Regions from separate parts of the Homo sapiens genome. Here region 1 is linked to region 2. Evidence: chromatin contacts called from ENCODE Hi-C or POLR2A ChIA-PET data. All regions are on one chromosome and are shown on one strand. The core of a region is the stretch at or near the end of the contact, and the rest is flanking DNA. Distances in the headings are between cores, read along the strand shown.

Region 1 (7,848 bases), core at 4,210-6,709, 190 kb before region 2:
TGGACTCTTCCAGATGGGAGCTGGCAGCCAGTGCAGCTGTGCAGGGAGCGCTGGCCCCAGGGGAGAAGGTGGTGGGCCCTGAGATGTGGAAGGCCGAGCTTGGCCACAAGAGGACCAGAGAGGTATGGCTTAAGGCTGGAGTTAGGGTGGCTCTCTGGGCATCTGCCACGGCAAAAGCAGCTTGGAGCAGAACCTTGAAGTCCTGGGCAAGTGCAAAAACCACACCCCAGGGGGAGAGAAAATACTTTTGTATTTTGGGGGAGATGAGATTTCTAGAGTAACTCCGGGCCTGGTCAAGTGGGACTTTGAAGGCCCGATGAAGGTCAAGGCCTGATGGGGGCTCAGGAACAGGCCAGGAACAGCAGGTTGGGAAGCTGGACCTATGCTCCTTGTAGGGCCCCAGAGTCTCAGGAGGAGTCACTGCTCAGGACCAGGACCAACACTGTGGAGGGGCAGCCAGGCAGTGGGGGGGACCTCCTTCACCACTGAGTCATGTTCAGATTGTCTTGAACCTGGTGAGGCCGGGTGATAGCAGGGGGCAGGTGGACATTTGGGGCACAAGCTGGGGGGTGGGAAATGGAGCAGAGAGAGACTTGCTAAATCTTGTCCAGGAAGGTCTGAGTCACCCTGTTGAAGGCAGCTGCCATCAGGATGGAATGTCACTGAGGTGGCCAGGATGGGAGGCAGGATAATTCAGCTTCTGCATCTCCAAGTACTGTTTGGACTTGGGAGGGCAAGAATGACAGCCACTGACAGCAGGGTGTGAGAGGACAGGAAGGCACGATTCTCCAAGGGAAGCCCTCTGTGTCTGACCCTGAGAACAGCCAGCCATGGTGACAGGCCATCAGGGAAGGAGGGAAGAAAGAGCTGCATTTGTGTGGCCAAGGCTCTCAACCAGTGATGTTTCCTTACTGAGGGTTTCAGACACAGGACACTCAGATCAGAATTGCAGGTAAACAAACAACAACAACAACAACAACACAGACACACACACACACCCTATAAGTATGCTCCTAATACCACATTTAAAAAATTTGCTAAATCTGGCAACCCTTTCTTTATCAGGTCTGTGAATGGCCCTGAGTTTTCCACCATCAAAACTGAATAAACAGCCAGGCACGGTGGCTCACGCCTGTAATCCCAGCACTTTGGGAGGCCGAGGCGGGTGGATCACAAGCTCAGGAGTTTGAGACCAGCCTGGCCAACAAGGTGAAACCCCTCTCTAATACAAAAAATTAGACAGGCGTAGTGGCGGGCACCTGTACTCCCAGCTACTCGGGAGGCTGAGAGGCAGGAGAATGGTGTGAACCCAGAAGGCGGAGCTTGCAGTGAGCCGAGATCTTGCCAGTGCACTCCAGCCTGGGTGACAGAGCAAGACTCTGTCTCAAAAAACAAAAACAAAAACAAAAACAAAAACAAAACTGAATAAACGAGACTTTTCCTGGAGTTTTTGGAAAAATTACATTGGTGGCTAGAAAGGGCTTAATTGTAGGGTTTCCCCTTTCTGTGAGGCTTTCTTCAACTTTGTGTACCTGTTGTTGCATGTCGGCACTAGAATCTAATGTAAGTTGACAGTGGATTTGGCATGAGCTGTTGATGGGGTTATTTGACACAGAATATATAGAACCCTGCTTTTCAGGGGAGGGGCCAGGGCTCCCAGGTGCTTTGTCACTTGAACACATTCTTCGTTCCAAGGAAAATTTAGTCATGTGGAGGAAATGAGAATGAGTTGTGGGTCTCCCAGGGTCCTGGGTGACCGTTGGGTGCTGGGTGGATCTGAAGAGGTTAAAACATGGAATGAACATTTCTTAGGTGCTTCTTCTGGTGGGAAATTCTCTAGGATCTGGGTGTATGGACCTCAAGGGTGGAAGAGGCAGTAGGAGAAAACCAGAAAGATGGAGCTGAAACCAGCAGGCTGCTCTAACAGAGACAACCATTGGCCTTCTGCAGAGATCTTATTCTTGTCTGTGCCCATTTCTGGTTGGCCTGGCCATCCCAGAGGCTGCTGTCTGGTTTGTTTGCTTCACTATCTTTGGGGCCTTTGGGTAGTGGTGACCAGCATGTTCTGACCAAAGCCCAGAGAAGCATAAAAAGAGACACCCTGCTTGAAGAACTCACTCCCTCCTTGGGCACACTGTGACAGCAATGCCTTGTGCATGGAAGGGACTGTTCAGAGCTGGGCAGAAGGAGACTTGGGCTTGATATTTCAGGCCTTTGCCCATGGAGAACCTTGGTTTTCAGATGGAAGTTCATTTGAGTGTGCAGACTTCTTTCTGCCAAAGAAGGGGCCAGAAACTCAGGAGTTGATGTTGAACTTGGCAGCCTTCCAAGATGGGCGTGGGGAAAGGCCAGGATGCTTTCTGTTCCTATGGCGGCATTCCCCTTCTTCCTCCTGCCCCCAAGCTGGGATCATGGCGGATAGGTCATCCTGTCAGCACTGCAGCCTGCAGGTGGTGTGAGGGCTTTTGGAAGCTTCTAGAGTAAGGGTCAGAGGCCAGATGGAGACTTCTAGCTGAGGGGACTGTTGCAGCTCTGGACACAATCCTAGACCATGCCTCTTCGAGTAGCTGTCTTTTCTTTGACAGCTGGGTTAGGCCTCTGAATTAGTATTCCATTAAACCAGGGCAAGTGGTTTGTGCCCTGGAAACAGCATTGGACTGGGGTTCTGACTATATGGGTACTAATAGCAGTTTCAGTCTCTTAAATCTGTGAAACGACTTCCTGTTTATCCAGCCCCTTTGGATGTAGTTCTCACAATCCCGTGATTGTGGTGTTATGACCTCCACAGACCTATTGTGAAAGCTGAGGCTCAGAGGGATGGAGCAGCTTGAACTTAGTTCTCGCTGAGTCCCGGCTCAGGGCCCTTCCCTTGGGTCGGGGGGTTGGCTGTGCAGTCAACAATAAGGAAAAAGGCAAGACACTGAGGGCAGCTGAAAGACTTTTACCTTTGACGAGCTGGTCACCTGCTCCAGGGAAGGTACATTCCTCTCCCCACAACCCTAGAGGCACCTCTCTGGTCCACAGTGTCCCTCCTGATGCTCAGGTGAGAATGATGGGGACATCTAGATATTCGGATTAGCAGACTCCTTGCTTATTCAGTTGTCCTGAGAGAAACCTAGAATCAGCTTCAGATATGGATCATACAGTACAGGGGTTAAAACAAAAAAGAAAATGAGAATATTAACTTCAGATGCCTACCAGCCAGAGATCCCGAACAGAGAAGAGCTCTGCAAAGGGCTTGGTGAGGGCTGCCCTATGGCCCATTTTGCAGGACAAGCACGCTGTGTCATGAACAAGGGAAACCGAGGCATGGGTGTATTGAGGACTTGCCTGAGTGGGCCCAACAGAGACAGCCAGACTCCACGCTAGTTGTCCCAGAAAATAAAGTCAGGGGTGCTTAGGGGAGGTTGGGTCGGAGCCCCAGTCTTGGTCCTGATAGTCCAATGGTTCTCAACTGGGGGTGGTTTTGCCCCCTGACTCCTAACCCGGGGAACATTTGGCAATGTCTGTAGACAGTTTTGGTTGTCAACACTGGGGCAGGGGGTGGCTACTGGCATCTGGTGGTAGAGTCCAGGGATACTGCCACACATTTTACAAAGCACAGGAGAGCCCTAAACAACAAAGAATGACCTGGCACGAAGGGCTGAGGTTGGGAAACCCCATGACAATCCAATCCTAGGCCCTGCCAGGAGAACTGGGGAGATTGGGTGGCTGTGAGGAAGCCATTGCTGGGGCAGCTGGTGCTCTGGAGGGCTGATGCTGTGCTCTTGCTCCCAGAGGGGCTGCACGGGGTCCACTGCCAGCTGCTCCTGGACATCTTGTCAAGGTGTCCACCTTGCTGGGAGAGGCATGTTCACCACAGCCAATCCTCCCTGGATAATTTCAGAGAGAAGCTTATAAAACATTTTAAGAGGTTGGCAAATTACAACCTTAGAAGCACATAAATGCTTCCATAAACGCCAGCTTTGCAAACCAAGCGTGTGTGGGGGCAGAGTGAGCAGGTTTCCCAAGCCTTGGGAAAGTCCATGTTTCAAGGCGGAAGACCCAGGTTTATCTTTGGTCCCCAATTCTCAGGTTCTTCTCTCTCGGCTTGCTTAACTATCTGGCAGTATTTAGCTTTTTTCTTTGTATTCCTCCTCTGTCCAAAGAGTCTGCCATTGGCCATTTCTGTGACCTGTTAAGGGACCAGGAGGGTCAGAGCAGGTTGTTCTAGGGTCCTGATTCTACCCATGAGGTTCAAAAAGCTGACGGCCACAAAGGAAACTGCCCTCCAGCTCTGCCCAGTGATCCAAGCATGCAGATTCCATAATAGCAGGAGTCTGTGATGATGTGTTCATTGACTGAGGGACTGGCTATGGGGCATCTCCTTCTCCCACTGCCACCCTGCTGTGCCCAGTGGGCAGACAGACCATTCTCAGCAGTGCCATGTGAATGCTCACACTCACGAACCTTTGCTGGTCACAGCCATAAACCATCATCAAAGACTGTCAACCTAACCTAACCTAACCTAACCTAACCTAACCTAACCTAACCTAACCTAACCAACCAACACTTCTGCAGGACCCAGTGGCTTGCAAAACACTTTCACTTCTTGTTCGATCCTCCTTATATCTGTGTGAAGCAGGCGGGACAGAAGGACAATCTCTACTGTTCCAGTGAAAACACTGAGGTTCCCAGGGAGGAAATGATGTGCTCAGTATCACAGGGCAAATTAGTAGCAGAGCCAGGATTTGAACTATGTCTCCTGTCCCTAAATTCTGGGTACCCAGACTTGACTCCAGTTGTGTGGGGAAGCAGTGGGGCAAGGAAGTAGGATTTGGTGTCTGAGAGCCCTAGTTTCAGACCCAAGCTCTGCCAGTCACTTCCTGTTCACACTGAGCAAGCTATTAAACCATTCGGAGCCCCAGTTTCCACACTGGTAAAAATGAAGATAAAATCAGCCACCTCCTAGGGTTGTTACGAGGTGTAAATGAAATAACAATGAGCCTGGTACATCACAGGTGCTCCCTGAATTTTAGTTCCTTTGCTCCCTTTTACCATCCCAGTAGCCCAGGCAGGGGTGAGCAGCTATGAGGCGTGGCAGCAGTGGATGGAAGTGACAAGGGACAGATGAGGATCCCCAGGGGAAGGGAGGTGGAGAAAGCAGGAACCAAATGTCATTCGTGCAGCCACTCCCGATTTATGGGATCTGGTGCAGAGACTCTTTGAAGAGGCAATAAAACTCATATTCTGCTAGGAAATGACAACAGTGGAGAGTCCTGACTTAGCAAACCAAATTCAACGATTTGATTTTTTTTTTTTTTTTACAAGGCATGGGGTTCCGGATGGGTAGCAAAAATCACATTCTAATATTAGCTATCTGGGGTAGGAACAGGCTTTCCCAAGAGCAAGAGATGTGTACCATGCCAACACCCAATGGTGAGTGTACATAAATGCTCCATAGAGGCCTTGAGAGTCCAGAACCTGAGCTCCTTGCTAAGCTGCAACCTTCCTCTGCTAGCACCATGGCCACCCAGACCTGCACCCCTACCTTCTCCACTGGGTCTATCAAGGGCCTCTGTGGCACAGCAGGCGGCATCTCTCGGGTGTCCTCCATCCGTTCTGTGGGCTCCTGCAGGGTCCCCAGTCTCGCCGGTGCTGCAGGGTACATCTCTTCTGCTAGGTCGGGCCTCTCTGGCCTTGGGAGCTGCTTGCCTGGCTCCTACCTGTCTTCTGAGTGCCACACCTCTGGCTTTGTGGGGAGCGGGGGCTGGTTCTGCGAGGGCTCCTTCAACGGCAGCGAGAAGGAGACTATGCAGTTCCTGAACGACCGCCTGGCCAACTACCTGGAGAAGGTGCGTCAGCTGGAGCGGGAGAACGCGGAGCTGGAGAGCCGCATCCAGGAGTGGTACGAGTTTCAGATCCCATACATCTGCCCAGACTACCAGTCCTACTTCAAGACCATCGAAGATTTCCAGCAGAAGGTGAGGGAGACCTGGCCCCTTTCCAGCTGAGCAGCCCAACTCTTAGGAGGCGTCTGTCTCATTCCAGGGCCTTTCCAGATGGGACGGTAGCTTTTAGGGAATTCTCCTGGTAGGGCAAACTTTTCTCTCTAGGGCTTTGGTTTCCTGGGGGACCCAGGCTTCTCTGCTGGTCTCTTGCTTGTACCTTGTTGCCAGCCGTTCCTCACCCCCCTCCCCTTGCTGTAGGAAGGGAAGGAACATGTACCAAGCCCCTACCGGATACAGCACTGTGCCTGACACTTTCCTATTCCCTGGCTTATTTATTCTTCATCTTGGAGAGATTGGTATTACTGGACCCATCTGACAGATGTGGAAGTTGAATTTTGAGGGGTTCAGCAACTTGCTCAAGAGCACACAGGCTCAGTGTTAGATGCAGAACCTGAACTCAGGTCTGCCTCACCCTGGTGTATCTTGCTGTGCCACTCTGAAGGCTACAGGCGCCAGGACTGATGGTCACTGACATCCTCGGGATGCCCCTGTGGGGTGGATGCTCCCCCCACACCTGGGGTGTGGCTCAGGGCTGGAAATGGTGAAGGGGCTGGTGGTACACAGTGGCATGGCCTCTGTGAGCTGAGCTATCCCCCTACCTGCCCCCACACTGCTGGGCCTCCTGTAGCTTATGGGAAGCCTCTTGTTCCCCAGATCCTGCTGACTAAGTCTGAGAATGCCAGGCTGGTCCTGCAGATTGATAATGCCAAGCTGGCTGCTGACGACTTCCGGACCAAGTGAGTGGGCCTGATCAGGGAAGGTTTGCCATGCCACTCCCTTGCCTCTGTCCCCTGCCTTTGGGAGCTGGTGATGTGGGAATAAGGCTGGATGGGAAAATGTGGCATGAGCCCTGGACCTCAGGGGAAAGGAGTGTCATGCTCCTGATCCCGTCAGCCACTGCAGCTGGACAGTAGGGCAGGGGTCCCTGCTGGTGTGTGGTTTCCTTTGCTGCAGACTTGGCAGGGTTCTGTGTGTGCAGGTATGAGACAGAGCTGTCTCTGCGGCAGCTAGTGGAGGCCGACATCAACGGCCTGCGTAGGATCCTGGATGAGCTGACCCTGTGCAAGGCTGACCTGGAGGCTCAGGTGGAGTCCCTGAAGGAGGAGCTGATGTGCCTCAAGAAGAATCACGAGGAGGTGAGGCTGGTGCCATGTGACTTCCCAGTGTTTCCCATCCAGCTTAGGAAGCCACTGCTGGGCTTTCAGTTTTCTGTGCGGCAGGAACTATACAAAGGCCTTGCATTTCATTCTCGTTTCATTTCATCCTTACAATAATCCCAAGAATTATAAACTGTTACAAGCTCCATTTTACAGATGAGAAAACTTAGGCACAAAGAGGTTAAGTTGCTTGCCTAAGGTCATAGAGGGTCTACACTTTTGCCCATAACACTACATGTCTATTTGGGCTCTAGTGCCTGATAACAGCAATTTAATTTGCCTAGGGTTTGTATCATCTCACAAATATCCCATAGAAGGAGGTAGGTATATACGGAGAAGGAGACCAAGGCTCAGAGATATTTAAGTATCCTGTCTAATGCTATGCAGCTGGTGACTGAGGGAAGAGGGTTTGAATTCAGGTCATTGAAACCTGCAATCCAGCATCTTTTTCACAACCTCATGCCGTCTTGCCTCCTCTCTGCAGGAAGTCAGTGTACTCCGTTGCCAACTTGGGGACCGACTGAATGTGGAGGTGGACGCTGCTCCCCCAGTGGATCTCAACAAGATCCTGGAGGATATGAGATGCCAGTACGAGGCCCTGGTGGAGAATAACCGCAGAGATGTGGAGGCCTGGTTCAACACCCAGGTGGGGCTGGGGTGCCCTGGGACCACAGGCTCCTGGGCTGGGGTTACCCTTGGAA
Region 2 (6,778 bases), core at 1,640-4,139:
TCACTTCACTGCACTCCAGCCTGGGCGACAGAGAGAGATTCTGTCTAAACACACACACACACACACACACACACACACACACAGGAGTTGGCTAGGGTTTTGAACCTCTGTGCCAAGCACTGGACTAAGCATTTCATATGGATTACAGCAATTCTTTGAAGTAATATGTATTCTCTCCTATTTTTTCACCTATACATAAGATGCAGAATTCGAAGGACAAACAATCCAAGTGCCCATCAATGGACAATTAAATTGTGGTATATTCACCCAATGGGATATTATACTGTGAAGATGACTGGAAAATGGCGACATGCAATAGCATGGATGAATCTTACTAACATAGTGTTGATTGATATAAACAAGCTCCAGAAAACCATACGTGTGTGTATATATTTATGTATATTAATATAATGTGTGTATATATATACACACACTCAAACATATATGTGTGTATTGTTCAAAAACCACAGACACACATATGTATGAGTATACATGCATTTATACACATATGTACACACACAAACACATATATATAAAGGGAGTGATAAAATTCACGATTGTCATGGCTAATAAGTAACATGCAAATGACTAAAACCCAGTTCTTTCCAAAGCCTAGGTTCTGTATGGATCATGATATGTCTCAATGTGGTCACAGGTGTCTTTGTTGATACACTAGGTGTTTTTAGTGCCTTGAACTACAGCAAGACAGATGTTCTTGCTATTAAGAGTTTCCTTTAGGAGAAAAGAAAACAAGAGCAGAATCACTTAGAGAAAAATGGATGTAGAATGGATTGCTTTAAAACTATAAAAGTGGTATAGGATATTGGACTGAAGTTGATGTGATTTTTCAAACATGCTCATGTTCCCAGTTTGATTGACATATTTGGTAAGACTGAAAGTATTAAATACATCCTCTGGGAAGATGAAGAGCTTTGGGGGTAAATATTCAGCAATAAAACACAGTGCATGGATTCCTGCAGATTGAAAGATGCCAACATGAATACAGACAAGAAGGAGGGCAAAAGAAGTGATCCATGGTGTGACATAGAAACCAACTGTGGGGAAAAAGGCATTTCAATGGCAGGGGAGAAGGTTTTCCAGACATTGTTCTGATCAAAAATGTTTCTCTTCTTTTTAAAATGGAGGTGAAGAGGGTGCCAAGGAGAAGGCATTTTGTAGCTGGGGGTTTGCAAAGTACCCTTCAGCGTTTTCAGTATTTTCAATAATTTGTGAAGCAACCAAAGCAAACAAACACCCACAAAAAACTAACCTGAGACATGACAACGCAGTTGATGAAATCGCCATACTTTGAAGACTTAGGTAATTAGCTAACATATTCAACAGAATGAGTTAGTGGCAGAGCCAGAAATCAAGGCCAGCCCCATCTGGCTCCCCACACCGTGATCTTTCCACTCCGTCATGTGCCTCCAGCGTGAACCGGCCAGAACGTTGGCTGGTGTAGAACACCGGACCTGGTTGGTGATGCGGAGCCAGGACAAGCCCGGAGGAAAAGCAGAAGGGCCAAGAAAGTCCCTCACGAATTCCTCTTGGAAGGGATTGGTTTAACATTAACACCACTTTACAGTGATTTTTTTTATTATCACTGCTGGCGTGTTTTTATTTGTATAGAATTCATATGCTATTGATGCCCTAGGGTGGGTTTGATACTTCCTGATGAAATATTTGGTAGTTTAAAAAATTTCCAAAATTAAAAGACTGTGTTTGAGTGTATTGATAAGTAGAGGTAAGTACTCACACCAGTGTGGTCTAGCTGCTGATTACAGTCACTGGAGTGGGCGGAGGATCCCCAGGATGGGGCCTGGGCAACCTGCTCACGAGCCAGTCTGTTGCCATAGGGGTGTCAGCCTGCAGCCACTATATCAGTGTCGCCTTCTCCCTGCCTCCCCAAAGTCAGGGGGTCTAATAGGTGGTTAAGATCAGGGGTTTGGTGGTCAGACAAAGCTAGGTTTGAATTTTGTTTCTACCCCTTTTCATTTGCATAATTTTGGGAACATGATTTAAACTCTATGAGTTTTGCCACTTCTGTTTTCTTCTTTTCTGTTCTAAAAAAATCTTGAGAGGAACCAATTTGGGGGAGATTTTAAGCTTCCTAAAAGGGCCAATGAAGTTTTATATTTTAATCTTAACTTTGTTTTAAACCTGGTTTCTTCTTTATTTATTACTTTTTTTTAGTTTTGCCACTTCTAACATAGTGATGACAATTATACTTACTGAAGTCATTGTGAGGATCCAGTGAAAAATGCAGCCAAGGACTTGATCTAGTAACTATGCAATAAATGAAAGCCATTTCTATTGTTATTATTAGTAATAGTACTAGTAAACAAGTTTCAGGAATGATAAATGGGAAGGTTTTAAAAAGAGGTAGAGGCACTTAAGTGTCCCTGGGTTCCTTGGACTAATTTTCCATTTCCCGTCTTGACATCCTCTCCCCAAACTGGGTCAAGGCTTCATTTCTGATTGAATGGTGCAAAGCTGCATTCCTGGAGGAACAGCAGGGCCACTCTGGCTTGGCAGAGGCCTCCTGATGAAAGGTTAGTGCCAGGAAAGGCCTGCTTCAGTGAGGCTGGAGAGCAACCTGTAAAAGAGACAGCTCATCCAAGAGCAGGAGCAGTGTCAACGAATCCAAATGCAGCGCAGAAAACTCCCGACTCAACAGACACCTTTTCAAAGTTGAAACATCTCCCAGGCTCCTGAAGCCTGCTAATCAGATGTTTGCATGCAAATGAGTAAAAACAATAACAAGGAAAGATGCTGCATGGCGTGCCAACACCCCTAGTGAAGGACTATAAAAGCCCCTCTGTATCGGATGTCTTTCCAATGCAGGTATACTGAGCTTGCAACTTCCCAGCAAGGTCAGCACCAGCACCATGGCAGACGGCTGTTGTCCTGGAAACACCACAGCCATTCCAGCTGTGCCCACCATCACCACATACCCAGTTAAAGGTGGATTTCGACATGCTCTCTGTTTGCCTAGTTCCTGCCACAGCAGAATGTGGCAACTGGTCACATGCCAAGAAAGCTGTCAGCCATCCATTGGTGCCCCAAGTGGCTGTGATCCTGCTTCGTGTCAACCTACCCGCCTTCCAGCAACGTCTTGTGTGGGTTTTGTTTGCCAACCTATGTGCTCCCACGCAGCCTGCTATCAGTCTGGCACTGGTCAGTCTCCTTGTCTGGTTAGCTCATGTCAGCCATCCTGCTCGGAATCTACTTGTTGTCAGGAAAAGTGCTGCGATGCCAGTCCCTGCCAGCAAAGCTCCTGCCAGGAATCTGTCTGCATGTCTGGATCATGTCAGGCAGCTTGTGGCCAATCAGTCTGCTGTGATGCTGGATCCTGCCAGCCATCCTGCTCTGAAGTGACCTCCTGTCCGGAAACTTCTTGCCTACCAACCATCTGTACAGCTAGTCCATGCCAACCAACTTGGTGCCAAGGAAGTTCATGTCAACCCGTCAGTGGTGAAGGCCAGCCCTGTAAATCAACTTATTATCAACCCATCTGCTATATTTTCAAGCCTTGCCAATCAGCCCTCTACATGCCTGTTCCCTGCCAGCCATCGACTTGTGTGTTCAGTTCTTGCAATACTACTTGCTGTGTGCCTTCCCATTGCCAGCCACCTCACTGCCAACTGGTTCCTTCCACATGCTTCATCTACCAGCCAGTGGCTAACTGCCAGGCCCCTTGTTCCACAAAGAACTGTTGCAAACCAGCTTCTTGTGACACTGTGATTTCTGGCCAACCAACTTGTGATGGACCCCCTTCCTATAACCAGAGTGGCTGCAAATCAGCTTGCTGTGTGACTGGTTTAGGCACATCACCCAGTAGTGGCTCCAATTGCTTGCCGACTTCATGCCAACCCAGCTGTGAGTCCAGCTTCTGCAAGGCAACACTTTGTTAATGGAGCCCTCTTCACACCTCCTCTGAGGGTCTGCGGCTGTCTATAAATGCATAGCCATCCCTGGGTGCCTGCCTCCCACCGAGTACAAATGCTGCCTGCTTTCTAACTTTACCCTGATTCCACCTTCACATTCTCTCCAGGTGCTGACCAGGGAACTTGTCCAGGCACGAAGAGATCCTTCTTAACCGAGAATAACCTTTCAGCAACCATGGACTACCACACTGCTGCTTGCATTTCCTGATGATGTCAATTCATTTCACTTTAGCAAACCCTCTCTTGTTTCTCTTTCTTGATGCTGCCTGGTCTTTCAGAAGACCTCGTTGCTGCCAGCTGCTAATAAAAATGTGACTGGTTAAGTATAATAAATAAGACTCCTGGAGTGCTTTCATTCCTACACACACCTCTATGTAGATTTCCTTCAGGTCACATTTGAACACAATGAGCCTGAGTCATCTAAGTCAGTGGGTCTGCATTGGTCTGCAAGGGTAGCTAGTGTCTAGGATTATAGATTCTCCAGCTGGACGAGAGTAAGGGCAAACAGTTCACTGGCTTCCAAAATTTTCACCACCAAGAGTTCTTTTGAGCTGAGTGGGCTCATTTTCCCTATAGTGAGTAGACAGGAAGCCAACAACAAAAATGGTTCTGGAAAGCCACAGATGAAAACAAACATGAGGTATTGGCCATAGAGAATAGCTTAGGGTTAATTCATTTAAGATTCTTTTTTTTTTTTTTTTTTTTTTGACACAGAGTTTCACTCTTGTTGCCCAGGCTGGAGTGCAAGAGCGTGATCTCGGCCCACCGCAACCTCTGCCTCCTGGGTTCAAGCGATTCTCCTGCCTGGGACATTGTGTCAGCTGGCTAAGGAGAAATATTCATAGGATCCCTTTGTATTATCATAGAGCAGGCAATGAAGGGTGTACCTGTAGGTGAGCAGCAATAATTTGGTAACTAGCAAACAAATCTTCATAGTTCACATTTTTCTGTCACTGAGGTATACTTTGGATCTGTAGAGAGACTATTAATTGTTTTATCCCCAGTTTTAGAATCACAAGGGTCGTAGTCTTGAAAGAAGGTTCTGGGTCAAAAAAGAGGGGGATGGCCATAAGAACAAAATCTAGCACCTGAACATGGAAGGGTCCAGGTGGAGAATTTCTACCTGCAGTTGAATTGACTAATGTCAGCACTGAATCTCTTCTTGAATTGAATTCAAGAAGCATTGAATGCTTCTTGAATCCCTAGATATAGGTGGGCTTATCATTTCAACAGTTCAAGTAGCTAGATCTGTTCTAGTCTTCTAATGGGTATTTTCCTTTTATTTCTAACTATGTATGGGTATTGCCTTCAGTACCTTTTCTACCCACACACATGCACACACATATAGATGCATACAGGTACACACACACACACTCAGATACAGATGCACACACATACATGCACACACACACTCACACACAGACACACACCACATTTCAACTTAGTTGTATGGCTGCACTTAAGGTTGATTTATTTGCTCCATGATTTACAATTGCCTATAAAACATGCCTAGCCAAACCTGAGTAAAGTGCACTAAAAGACTGATTTTAGCATTTTAGCCTTCCCCATCTAACTGGCCCAGCTGATATCACCCTCTTGTTCCCCCCTGCCCTTTGGATGACTCCTGTCCCAGTTTAAATGGTTGGACTTCTGTCCTTATGTCTTTATGACCAGTGCCCTGACTTTCTCCCAGATCGGGCCTTCTCCCCAACCCGAGGAGGGACCTTAGGATCTGCTCATAAACTTACCTGATGGTCACTGGCTGAGCATCTCTCGTTCCAGTCCTCTCAATCACTGTGATTTGAGGTTCTCAGTAGTTAAATAGGTCTTGCCAATATGTGTGGGACATTCTAAAAAAAACCTTACAGATGAAGGAAAACTAACCAAAAGAGCCCGGGAATAATGAGACATCAAGGTCACTGAAGGACAAGAGTATGGGCATTTGCCTTATGACCTGCTTGGAAATGCAACTCAGAGGAGGACTTCTATGGTGGTGGTGAGGAAAAAGCACTAGACCACGGCTCAAAGGAGAAGGCTTGAGTTGCATCCTGGCCACTTATTTACTGTATGACCTTATGTAACACCAGGGTGCTAATCTATAACACGAAGAAGTTAGTTTATTCTACCTCTGAGGGCTCATTTATTTACATGATCTTGTGAGTTTGTTGATGTGTTCTGTGAGGTTCTAAATATTCTCAAACTGATTAAAACTGAAGCCTCTTGTACTTCTGGAACTGATGGGGAAGAGATTTGGAAGGATATCTTTTTAGTATGCCATAAAATAAGAAATGTGATTGACTAATTTTGAGGTCCAAAAAGAAAATTAGAAACAAAAAGGAGGAGGGGGAGAGAGGGAACTTGATATCACAAAGGAAGTGCCATGGATGGAATGTCTCCCAGAAACGATCTTTGGGTGGACACCCTGTGCAAAACCTCTCTTGAGACATGAATGGAACTTCACGGAAGATGAATCCTTAAGTAAGCCTGTGAAAGAATTCTCAAAAGTATTATTTCTCAGAGATTTCAAAATTAAAATAACAATTACATATTACTTTACAGGTATTAGATTTGCAAAAAATAGAGTGCTATATCAGAGCCCAGCAAACTTATCCTGTAAAGGGACAGATATACATAATTTAGGCTTTGTGGGGCACATGGTCTCTGTTGCAACTACTGAATTTTGCCGTTGTATCATTGCATTATATCATTACATTTATAGACAATATGTAAGCAAATGAGTGTGGCTGGGTTCTAATAAAACTTTGTAAAAACAGGCTGGGGCTCTGTTTGGCTCATGGTGAGACGGGAAGAGTTTCCTTGTTCCCCTCGCA

Evidence for each region. Hi-C counts contacts between places; a loop is a spot of excess contacts on that map. ChIA-PET counts read pairs that join two places held with the same protein, here RNA polymerase II (POLR2A). Pooled maps may share reads with other maps.
Region 1: a map of heart right ventricle shows a loop between it and region 2 (2.8-fold over the local background). The contact joins the promoter of KRT36 here to the promoter of KRTAP29-1 in region 2. A Hi-C loop is called at or near these places in 1 of 168 maps with a recorded cell type or tissue (heart right ventricle) and 1 of 50 pooled maps. POLR2A ChIA-PET finds 5 or more read pairs at or near these places in 3 of 52 experiments (H1, MCF 10A and activated naive CD4-positive, alpha-beta T cell).

What each region holds. Positions count from the first base shown.
Region 1 is chr17:41,487,521-41,495,368 of GRCh38, reverse strand. It overlaps KRT36 (keratin 36), which reads left to right and starts at 5,459. Exons shown (of 7, transcript NM_003771.5): 1 at 5,459-5,963; 2 at 6,645-6,727; 3 at 6,970-7,126; 4 at 7,632-7,793. The coding sequence starts at 5,505.
Region 2 is chr17:41,298,962-41,305,739 of GRCh38, reverse strand. It overlaps KRTAP29-1 (keratin associated like protein 29-1), which reads left to right and starts at 2,889. Exons shown (of 1, transcript NM_001257309.1): 1 at 2,889-3,914. The coding sequence starts at 2,889. The coding sequence ends at 3,914.